2 separate regions of the Mus musculus genome follow, and region 2 is linked to region 1. Evidence: chromatin loops called from intact Hi-C (ENCODE). Cell type or tissue: left cerebral cortex. All regions are shown on one strand. Each heading gives the region's core, and the rest is flanking DNA. Links, peaks and the distances in the headings are about the cores only.

Region 1 (5,383 bases), core at 299-5,298:
CCAACATTTCAGTAAGGTGGCTTGTGATCTCAGCTCACTCCCATTTTATGGGAGCATAAAGATAGATTGAGGATCTCTGCCAGACTTCATGCAACTAGCAAGTAACTAAAATGGGAGGCACACTCAGAAACTCTGCTTCAAGAACCCAAGGCTCTCTACTCTTGAGTGTATACAATGTAAGACTGTAGATACAATTGCCGCTAGGATTCTTACAGACCCTGTATTCTAATATGTCAAAACATCAGCTGGAATTCAGTTGGCAGCTACTGGAGCAAGTTCCCTATGCTGTGGTGACCAGCGTGTCTGAGTTTGGTGAGGCAGTGTACCCAAATGTACAAGATACATGGAGCAGGCTTCTTGCTCATACACCAGCAGGAGAGGACCATGAAAACCCAGGATTTAGTGTGGTTGTTCAAGTCTCAAGAAAGTTACCTTGCTTGGGGTGACTGAGACTCTCACACTCACGCCATGCTCCAGAAAGGCAGCATGCTCTGGATTCATACTCTGGGGTCACGTGACCCATGGGCTAAAATTTAGAAGGGACATTCCTGTGGGCACCAGAACAGTACCAAGGCTGTTCTTACCAGTGTTTCCATGTAACTTACTTGTTAACTTGTGTTCCCATTTTTTCATGTTCTAGAATCAAAGCTCTTGTCCCCTGATTGGAGCAAAATTTAATAAGTAGGTCTCTCAGCAACCTATTTATGAAAAATTAGGAATTACTCAACAATACTGTGAAAAAAATCAGCTCATGACGAACAGCTAGGATAGCTTTGAAAGCATAAAGTGTTTGGAGTTGATTTTAGGATGAGTCACACAATAATTGCACCCAATTATTCACAAATGCAAAGGAGTTAGAATTTAAGAAAAAAAAACCTGACGTCAACATTAAATGAATACAAGTTGTGAATCATGCCTACACTATGTTCTCATATAACATCAACCTTTTGCTTTTTGGTGAAGATACACTAAAGGGAAATTTTCCATCTGCCTCAGCTTTGTCAGCACCACAGTGACAGTTTTCAGAGCACAGCGGTGATGTGCAGAGTTCTTATTTCATTGTGTGGGAAGCTACAGTTTGTTTCAGTTAGCTGAAAAACAATTGTGTGTCTGAGATAATCTAGAAGTCTGTACATGAGTCAAAGGATCATATTCAAAGGCTACCACCCAGGAACCTCATAGAAGTATGCATCCCCCAAATCTAACGTGAATGTGTGCATTCATGCAGTTCACATGAACGCTGACTCTCCCTCAGTATGAACATGAATAATAGTTGGACAGTCATATGCCACTTAATGTGTGCCAAGGACTGAGTTACAATGACGAGTTAGAAGACAAATGAGCACTGCTTGTATGAAGCTCATGAAGTAGCAGAAAAGGCATAGAATCACTAGTATAAAATAAAGTGTATCAGGGACAAGGTGACGGGCAATAGCAGGAGAGTGGTCAAAGAACTTTGCTGTTTGCTTCCCATGTTATGATGGTCTGACTTTGAATCTTACACAGGTTCTTGACAATGCACTTAAAACTTATTTTAACATTGGTTAACATTGGTCAGAAGGTTTAACTTCCATTTTGGTTCTCTGGATTAAGGTGGAGGACCTTCCTCCCTCCCTCCCTCCCTCCCTCCCTCCCTCCCTCCCTCCCTCCCTCCCTCCCTCATTCCCTCTCTCCCCTCTCTCTTTCTTTCTTCCTTCTTATCTATCTATCTATCTATCTATCTATCTATCTATCTATCTATCTATCATCTTCATCGCCATCATCTATTCACTTTATATCCTGCTTACTACACCCCCTCCTGGCACCTTCTCCCATAATTCGTCCTCCTCCCTTCTTATCTGAGTGGTTAGGGCTCCTCTGGGTATCCAGCTACCCTGCTACATCAAGTGTTTTCTGGGCTAGGTGCATCCTCTTCCACTGAGGCAGACCAGGCAGCCCAGCTAGAAGAACATATCCCATTGACAGGGAACAGCTTTTTACCCTGCTCAAGTTGTTCCTGACCCACATGAAGACCAAGCTGCATATCTGCTACATATATGTGAGGAGACCTAGGTCCAGTCTGTATATGTTCTTTGGTTGGTAGCTCAGTCTCTGAGAAGCCCAAGGGTCCAGGGTAGTTGACTCTGTTTGTCTTCCTGTGGAGTTCCTATTCCCTTTGGGGCCCACAATCTTTCCCTGTGTTCTTCCTTGAGAGTCCCCCAACTCCACCCACTGTTTGGCTGTGAGTGTCTGTATCTGAGTCAGCTTTTGTGTGAAGCCTCTCAGAGGACAGTCATGTTAGAGGTGGAGGAAATTTCAACACTAGTAAGTAGAACTCAGTAGCAAAAGTCCAGTCAGACCAAAAGTATCCTTCCCTCCTAACGAGCTCCACACCTTTATGTGTGATATTTCTCATATCCTAGAATGCAGCTTAAGAGGAGACTCCTCTACATCTTGAGATATAGATGATAATATTCAGACCTGGAAATGAATATTGTTCTGCTTTCAGGTTTTCCTTCCTTCCAGTCCTCAGAGAGATGCTAATTTTAAACTCTTCAAAAGTGAGTTAGGCAGGCAGACAGAGGAAAACATCCTGAAGGAGGCATTGAAAGATACATTTGTTAATTAGTTTCCATCAATTGGCTATTGCTACCTTGGAGGCTTTATGCTAAGAGCCATCGATGATAAACACTAGTAGTCGTAATAATGCCCTTGCCCCAGTTTCTATATCCAAGTCCCTGGAGCCACTGACCATGTTAGGCTCTATGACAAAAGATGAAGTTTTTGATGAGATAAAAGTTATCAAGCAGTTGATTCCTCAATGGTGAAGTTAGCCGGAGTTATACAGGTGGGTCCTGCAAGGGTGCATTTCATAGAGAGGATTGCCTTGCCTTGTAGAGATAGAGCTGGGGCCAAGAGCCAAGGAATGCAGCTGGTGTCTAGAAATAGGAAGATGGGAGGGAAGCAAGTCTCCTTTGGATCATCAAGAAGGCAGTATAATTCTGTTGACGTGTAGCTAAGCTCCTCGAGGTTGACTCAGTGGCCCTCATGCCCAGAGCTGTAAGGTAAATTTTGCTGTTGTAGGTTCATGCCACTTTGTCTAAGTAGCAATAGAAAAGTAGGATTGTTTAGAAGAAAGATCTTATCCCACAAGAACACTGAGTCTGAGCCATGAAGGCCTACAGAGGGCATATGATGAATAGTCATATTCACTGCTGAACAAGATTGTCACTGGAGAAAATAAACTTGTAGATAGAATAAAATATCTTCTCTGTTGGGCAAGATGGGAGCTTTTTGCTTTCCACAACGTTGTGTGTGTGTCTCTGAACAGAGAGGCCAGTACTCCAAGTGGATTTCTCTATAACAGCCAGGGAATGTAATCCCAACTAATAAATCAGCAGGGCCTATGAAAAGCTGAAAAGCTAAAGATGAGGTTATGACCTCAGTTTCAAAGAATCTGAGTTGATTCTGGCTTGATACATCATCTTAACAAATTTATATACAGACTTACAAACACTTTTTTCAGCTCACAGCTCTCTTCAAACCCCAGAGACTATGCATCACCAGTCTCTTCTTGGATATCCTATACCACCTGTTTCACTTCCTGGCATTCCTCCTTACCCGGGCACCTACCCCAGTGTTTTCTTCATAATGGCACCGCTACATTTTAGTTCACCGGGACTAAAGTCTTGAAATATTCAGTGGCTCTTCACTTTCTCTTATGCTCGACATCAAATACTCTCACACCTCACATCAAATCTAGAAGAGTAGTGAGCTTTCTCTTTAGTACAATTGCAGAATTTTATCACCTCTCCTCAGTTGCACCGCAGATTTCCACTGTACTCACTCTTGCCTTTCTTGCCTTAATAAACTGATCTCCCAGCTCCACCCTCTGCCAATTACAGTCTGTTCTTCTTCTTTTTTAAAAAAATTACATTTATTTATCTCATACAATTGCACACATGTCAAGGCCAAAGGCCAATTTTGGAAGTTGGTCTTCTTTCACCAAATAGGCCTGGGAATTTAACATAGGTCATCAGGCTTTGCAGCAAGGACCTTTATCCACTCAGCCATCTTGTGAGTATTCTACTATCTGGTCTTAACATAGTATATAGCAATAGTCTTTCAACATGTAAATAATTTCAAGGACTTGAAATGAAAGTAAAACCTAAATTCTTCTATATATTCTCAAGGGAAATAAAAACATATGTCCCTAAAATACTGCATAAGAGTGGTTATGGTATTTCTGAAAACTGTTAGAAACATGGTGGATCATAGGAAATAACCTGCTTCTTAGAGGAAGGAGCATTTGTTCTAGGACAACTTCATATCCTTAAGGGCCTTCAGCCTGTGTCAGAAATTTTTCATTAAATGTGAGAACATTGAATCCACTGGGGTATCAGAACAGGGCTGACAAAGTGAGCTCTTTCACTTCCAGCTGATACTTCCTTCACATTCTAAAGACCACATTCAATAGAGAGACTTATCAGTCCACGTGGATTATTTTATGTACGTGAATATGTGCTAGTTTGTGGGTAGGTACGTGTGTGTGAGTGGGCCTGTGGGTGTTTCCTCTATCTTTCCACCTTGGTTTTCTAGAGTGAAGGTGAAGGTCATGGATTATGTAGGCTTTCTGACCAATGAGCTATAGGGATGCCCAGGTCTCTACTTTCCTTTGGACTTAGGACTATACATACCCATAGCCATGTCTAACTTTTGATGTGGATTCTGGGAATCCAAACATGAGCTCTCATGCTTGTGTGACTGAGCAATCTCCAGCTCCCATTATAAAACAAAGCAAAACAATTTAACATATAAAAAAATAGAGAAAAGATCTTTCCAACATTTGCTATTAACAGATACCAATACTACCTCTTAGCATAAAGTTGTCCTCTTTTCACAGACAGGTCCTTTAAGCTCTCAAATTTTAAGCAACACACTTATGATCATACAACTCATTAATGACAAACAGGGCTGCAGCCTTGGCTTTCTAATCATCTTATAAAACCTAGCAGTGTTCATGTGAAGTAGACCCTTGGAAGATTAACAGCCTGAAACCCGCTGTGATACTCCTTGGGAAATAATTTTTTCCTTGCAGCTTTTCTTCAGTAATTTGTTCAATGAATTCAGTGCTCAGATCAATCATCCCTCCACTTAGCCTTTTTAATAGTTTGGAGATTGTAGCAGGTGGAAACAGCGTGCTGATGATTTATTTGAGCATTTCCATTGCACAGTCTTATTTGGACTTGGTTAAGCTCAATCTCAGGGGAACTGAGAGCACTTCTACTAATGTCAAGCTAGTTAGAAAAATTTGAAGTAGCTTTACATCTGTTTCATTATTGCATAAAGCATAAAATGTGAATTTGGATGTATGAAACTCTCTGAGTAAGCTACCTCTGCAGAT
Region 2 (5,383 bases), core at 282-5,281, 56 kb before region 1:
AAAGAGGATAGGGCAAGCTTTGGCTGATATCAGGGAGTTGTCCCCAGCAAGAACTGTCAGATGTTTCACAAACCGTTTCCAGTCCACAAATGTGCAGATCGAATATATAGCAAAGAAATGAAAGGAGAGGGAGCCGATCCTCAGGTCAGTATGGCCAGACAAGATGCCACTACCCTCTTTGGTTTGAGGGGGTACTCACAAATTTCCAGCATGTTCCAGGGCTCCAGGTTGGGTGCCATCTATGACCCTCCCTGTCTCAGGGGATCAGTGGTGGATATTGGTCTATGAGGGCAAAGGAAGCAGAGGTGACGGATGGTGGAGGTTCAGAAGGCCAGTGAGTAGGTACAGAGATGATGACACTGGGACCAGCTGTGGGGAGTCAGATCAACTTTACTTGGGAATGATCAAGACTTATATAGTTTGGAGTAGGGTGTCAGAATATCCAGGATGAGCAAAGGTCATTGGTTGAAGGCTTACAGTACCGAGATGCCTCATTAGCATAAAGAGGCATTTCTGGAATCTCAGGTGCTAGCTGAACAGGCTATTAGCAGGAGAAAGGAAATCGAAGCTGTTATCTAACTAAGGCTATGTGACATTCTGCAGGAAGAGGTGTGTGTGGGTTTTTGAATTCCCCAGGCAAGGTCAGAGAAGGGGCAGCCCTGCTAGTGAAGGAAGTCCATCATTTTTGGCCAAGACCAGAAGGCTATATGGCAATGGTAAACTTCGACCTTATTTAGCATGGTTTTCTGACAGGCTATAAGGCTCTTCTGGTGGGGAGTTTCATTTATAAGAAATATATTTTAGATTCTTTAATTTGTGAAAAGAGATTACTTACTTTTGCTTTTGACAACGAGGCTTTAAGTTTTATGTAATAGAGAGTAAGTCACATATAGAACCTAGAACCAGAATCTTTAAAACAATTATCATTTATGTTTTGAGATTATAATTACCTCGGTTTCTGCAGTCCAAGCAGTTTCTGCAATCCAAGCCCTCTTCTATACTCATTGTCCTCTTTCAGATTCTTGGCTTTTTAAAACTGTAAGTGTTGGGGTGTGTGTGTGCGTGTGTGTGTGTGCGTGTGTGCATGTATATACAGGGCTGACCATTTACTTTTAGGTAACCAGTTAGCGTGTTCTTCTCTGGGAAAGACTCTTTCTCCCACTCTCGGCATTCCTTAGTTGCCTGTAGTTTGTTGTGTAAAGTTGAAGCGTACTGTTTTTTTCCTATCTGCTTTAGCATGTCTATTGCTGTTGTCCCTGTCCAGCTCACGTGTAGACAGCGTGTTGATGAGACTTTACGGATGTAACTTCTGATATTCCTAAGAGATGCAATCTCACAGCAAACTCCCTGATCCTCTGGCTTTTACAGTGTTTTCTCTCCTTCTTCCACAGTGTCCCCTGAACCTTTGTACAGGAGCTGTTTCACTTAGTTCAATAAGACAGTCTTCCTCCCACAGGTCTACTTGGATAAAATAAATATATATCAGTGGCTCTTAACCTATGGGTACTGGCCCCTGAGGGGATCTAACCACCCTTTCACAGGGGTCACCTAAGACTATTGGAAAACACAGATATTTACATTCTGATTCATAACAATAGCAAAATTACAGCTACAATGGTTGGGGGGGGTCACACGAGATGTAGAACTGTACTAAAGGGTCACAGTGTTAGGAAGGTTGAGAACTGATGCTATGCACCCAGCCCTTCCCTATGACTGTCCTGTCTGTCTTTGCTAGTTGAGCTAATAGCATGCATGAGTGTCTTGCAGTTTCTTGGAAGACAGGCATGAAATCACTTACCTTTCTGCTGTGATGGGCTAATAAAAATAGGCTTCCTCACAATGGGTCCGATTCTTCTGGAGAAGAAATTCTTCATGGAATCTGAAAAGTCAGGCCAATGTGGTTTGTGTCCCTATTGCTTTCCTGCAGACTATGTTAAGACCACTCAGAAGGTTTCATGCCAGTAAAGGTGCGCCTTCACTTTTTGGCATCCACAATAGGGTCTGGGTTTGGTAACTGTATATGGGATAGATCTCCAGGTGGGACACTATTGTGGATGCCAAGAAGTGCATGCTGAAAGGAGCCTGAAATAGCTGTCTCCTGAGAGGCCCTGCCAGAGCCTTACAAATACAGAGGCAGATGCTCACAGCCAACCATTGGACTGAGCATGGGGTCCCCAATGGAGGAGTTAGAGAAAGGACTGAAGGAGCTGAAGGGTTTGCAACCCCATAGGAAGAACAGCAATCTCAACCAAACAGAAGTCCCCACTCCCCTAACCCCAGAACTCCCAGGGACTAAACCACCAACCAAAGAGTACACAAGGAGGGACTCAAGGCGTCAGCAGCACATGTAGCAGAGGATGGCCTTGTCAGGTATCAATGGGAGGAGATGCCCTTGGTCCTATGAAGGCTCTATAGATGCCCCGCTGTAGGAGAATCGAGGACAAGGAGTTGACAGTGGGTGGGTGGGTGGAGGAACACCCTTATAGAAGCAGGGGGAGGGACGATTGGATAGAGGGTTTCCAGGAGGGGGGAACTGGGAGAGGGGGTAATATTTAAAATGTAAATAAAGAAAATATCCAATAAAAAAGATACACTTTCACTTGATATCTCGGTGAACTATGAGTCCTAGAAAAGGAACCCAGCCATCGTCACTTGTAAGTCATAGCCCAGCCAGGGCCAGCACAGGCAGCTCTTTGGCTCTCTTCCCCATTTCCTATGGCCCAGGAGGTTCACCTTTTGGGCTGAGTTTGGCTATAGCTCTTGTTCATGTTGCTTCCTTATCTTCTATCAAATTAAAATCGCTTTGTTTCTTTCTTACTTAAAAATTATTAATAAACTTGGCTGGCATTCAACCAAGATAAGCAGCCAGGATGAGTTTATGTTTAAGTTTGGGGGCCTATAATTTTTGTCTCTGAGCACACTGGACTGACATCTCCCTGGAGGGGTGGGTCTTCCATATGCATGATCGTATAAATAGCGAGGCTTTGTAATATGGGGGTGCAGCAGCCTCAAAATAGCTAAGCTGGAAGATGTTATGATAATGCTATTTTTTTTTTAGCCTCATGCATCTGTGTGGAGGGAACAACATCTTATTATGTGTACATAATGTGCTCACCAAGTGCCTAGCAGACGGCAGTTGGCTTTGCTTGGAGAGCAAGGCTGATGACAAGCCTCCGCACACGGTTACCCAGAGAAGCATAAATTAGACCTGGAGTCACAGTGCTGGGGAAGCAAGATAACATCCTGGGAACGGTTCAGCCTGAGAGCTGGTGTGCTGTGCAGTGAGAAAGAGGGAGAAAACGAAGTGGAGAGGCTACGTGCCAAATGGCTCAGGTCTGCAGAGCACGCTTCTATCATCCAAGGCTGGTCCTTTGTTAGTCCTAGACCCTTTATCTCTTAAAAACTTCCTACCCAGTTAAAAATCAACTCCTAATTGAGTGGACTTGTTTGGAAGAGGATAGAGTCCAGCCATGAGAAAAATAGAGTGTGTTTGAATAGAACACAGAAGCCAAAGTAAAGATTTTGAAATAATAGATTGCTGCTTGGAATGGAAGGGTGTGTGTGTGTGTGTGTGTGAGGGGGGGGGATCATTACATTAATACCATCTTGGCAACTCTTCCAAATCCTGCAGGTAAATTTTACTCTTTGTGTATTATTTACTAATAAAATAGCATGCTAAGTTCTACCCATTGTGTGCTATTTATGAATAAAATAACACGCTGAGTTTCATTAGCCGAATACCTTGTCCATTTCTCACTGTACCCCTTTTGTAATTAATCCTATGTTATTGGTGACACCGTTTTGGTTAGAAGAGTTTTATCTCTTCCTTTTACATGCACCACACACCACATCCTCCCCAAGGTGCAGGAGTGACATCTCACATTGAAATTTGAGACTGTAACCTAAAACCCAAACCCAGGAAGGAAACCACATGCCACAAAACAGACCTTTCTTCAGTGTGGCCAAGGCTTGATCTCCTGAGGATCCAGGTCATAAGGTCATAGAGTCATCATTGAATCTAGAAGGGAGAAGTGCTTGTCCCCACTACAACCTTGAATTGAGTCATGCCAATGGGGCTGAGTTTTAAACAGTAGCATCAGCCCCAGAGCCCAATGGCTCACATAACTGCTGACCCTGGTCATGGAAATCAAAAGTTAGAAGAGCAAAGTGAGAGTATCTGCGCCTCAGCAGTGGTGTGAGCATGGGGAGAGGTGATTTAAGGAAGCTAAGGTTATTGCCTCCATTTTAATAGGAAGCCCAATCAGGTCCTGGCTGTTTAATGTAGACATGTTTTTAACGATCAAAGTATAAACATGTCACCTACGAAATAAACACTAATCTTTATTACAGACGTCAGTTCAGCTCTGGAAACTCCAGTTGTGAGTTTAGCAGGAGAGAATGACTTCTGCTTTTCATGAGGCTAATTCCTCTGAAATTTTATAAGGAAAAAACTTTTCAGGAAAATATTTTTTTATTTATTTGATTTCTCTACAATAATATGCTCAGAGTCCAGGAAGCACCCAACTGTATTCTGCATTGTGAACTATGAATTCTCATAGTTCTGAAATTCTCATGAATTCTGAAAAGGTACAGGAAATACCATAAAATTTGTCCAGGATTCCAATTATGCTAAAATATTTCCAGGGTATTTTAAATCCTATATAGTCATGGGGTTTTTTGTTGTTGTTGTTGTTGTTTAAATTAAAGCATTTGGCTTATGTGGTCATATGAATGATTTTATCATAGAGAAATCAAGGCCTTATTCTTGAAAATGAGCCAAAACTTGGCTTTTGGAATTTGGGACTTGTAATAATTTCAGGAGGTTGTTTTAACCCTTTTTATACTGCAATGCCTGAGTAGTCACATTTCATAAGTTCATACCATATGTTTTTCCAGCTTCATTAGTAAGCATAAAGAAAATTGAAAACAAGAGAAATTTTTTTTTCTGAAGGAAAGTAAATAGGCATGTGAGGCATACATGCAGAAAGGTCATGGCAGCTGTTCACACTCTGACAAGGATGCATCCAATGCACCCCAAGCTGAAGAAGCTGTCAGAAGTTGCAGGGCCTCACTGTCATCTAGACTCATCACGGTAACACAGTGGGGGAAGCTGGCTGGCTCCTGTAGCTGCCTGGATTCTATCTCCTCCTTGATACATGAAAATTTATCCAAAGATGAAGAAACACCACGATGACAACCTACATAGAGGTTTCTTTACAAACTTTCAGCATGGTTATTGTATGCATTGGAAGTAGCCATTTCTAAGAATACATGCACTAGATGGAAGCCTATACGATGTACAAGAATCCAGGTTTTCTCCTTTTTCAACAGCACTGCACTTTAAACACCTAGCACAGAAGATTATGGTTCATACCTGACACTT

Evidence for each region. Peaks named below come from ENCODE experiments on the same cell type or tissue, not always from the same donor. Only the 100,000 strongest peaks of a DNase experiment are listed, where the experiment ranks them.
Region 2: a loop joins it to region 1, with 2.4 times the contacts of the local background. A loop is called at or near these places in 3 of 42 quality-filtered maps.

Annotation. Positions count from the first base shown.
Region 1 is chr13:110,986,466-110,991,848 of GRCm38, reverse strand. No RefSeq gene overlaps it. Among named protein-coding and RNA genes, the nearest start is that of 4930526H09Rik, 85 kb to the right of the region's middle. In left cerebral cortex, for the core only: no CTCF peak of the experiment used is centred there; DNase peaks (open chromatin) are centred at 963, 2,217, 2,907 and 3,610; H3K27ac peaks cover 1,721 bases.
Region 2 is chr13:111,042,378-111,047,760 of GRCm38, reverse strand. No RefSeq gene overlaps it. Among named protein-coding and RNA genes, the nearest start is that of 4930526H09Rik, 140 kb to the right of the region's middle. In left cerebral cortex, for the core only: no CTCF peak of the experiment used is centred there; a DNase peak (open chromatin) is centred at 3,102; H3K27ac peaks cover 2,438 bases.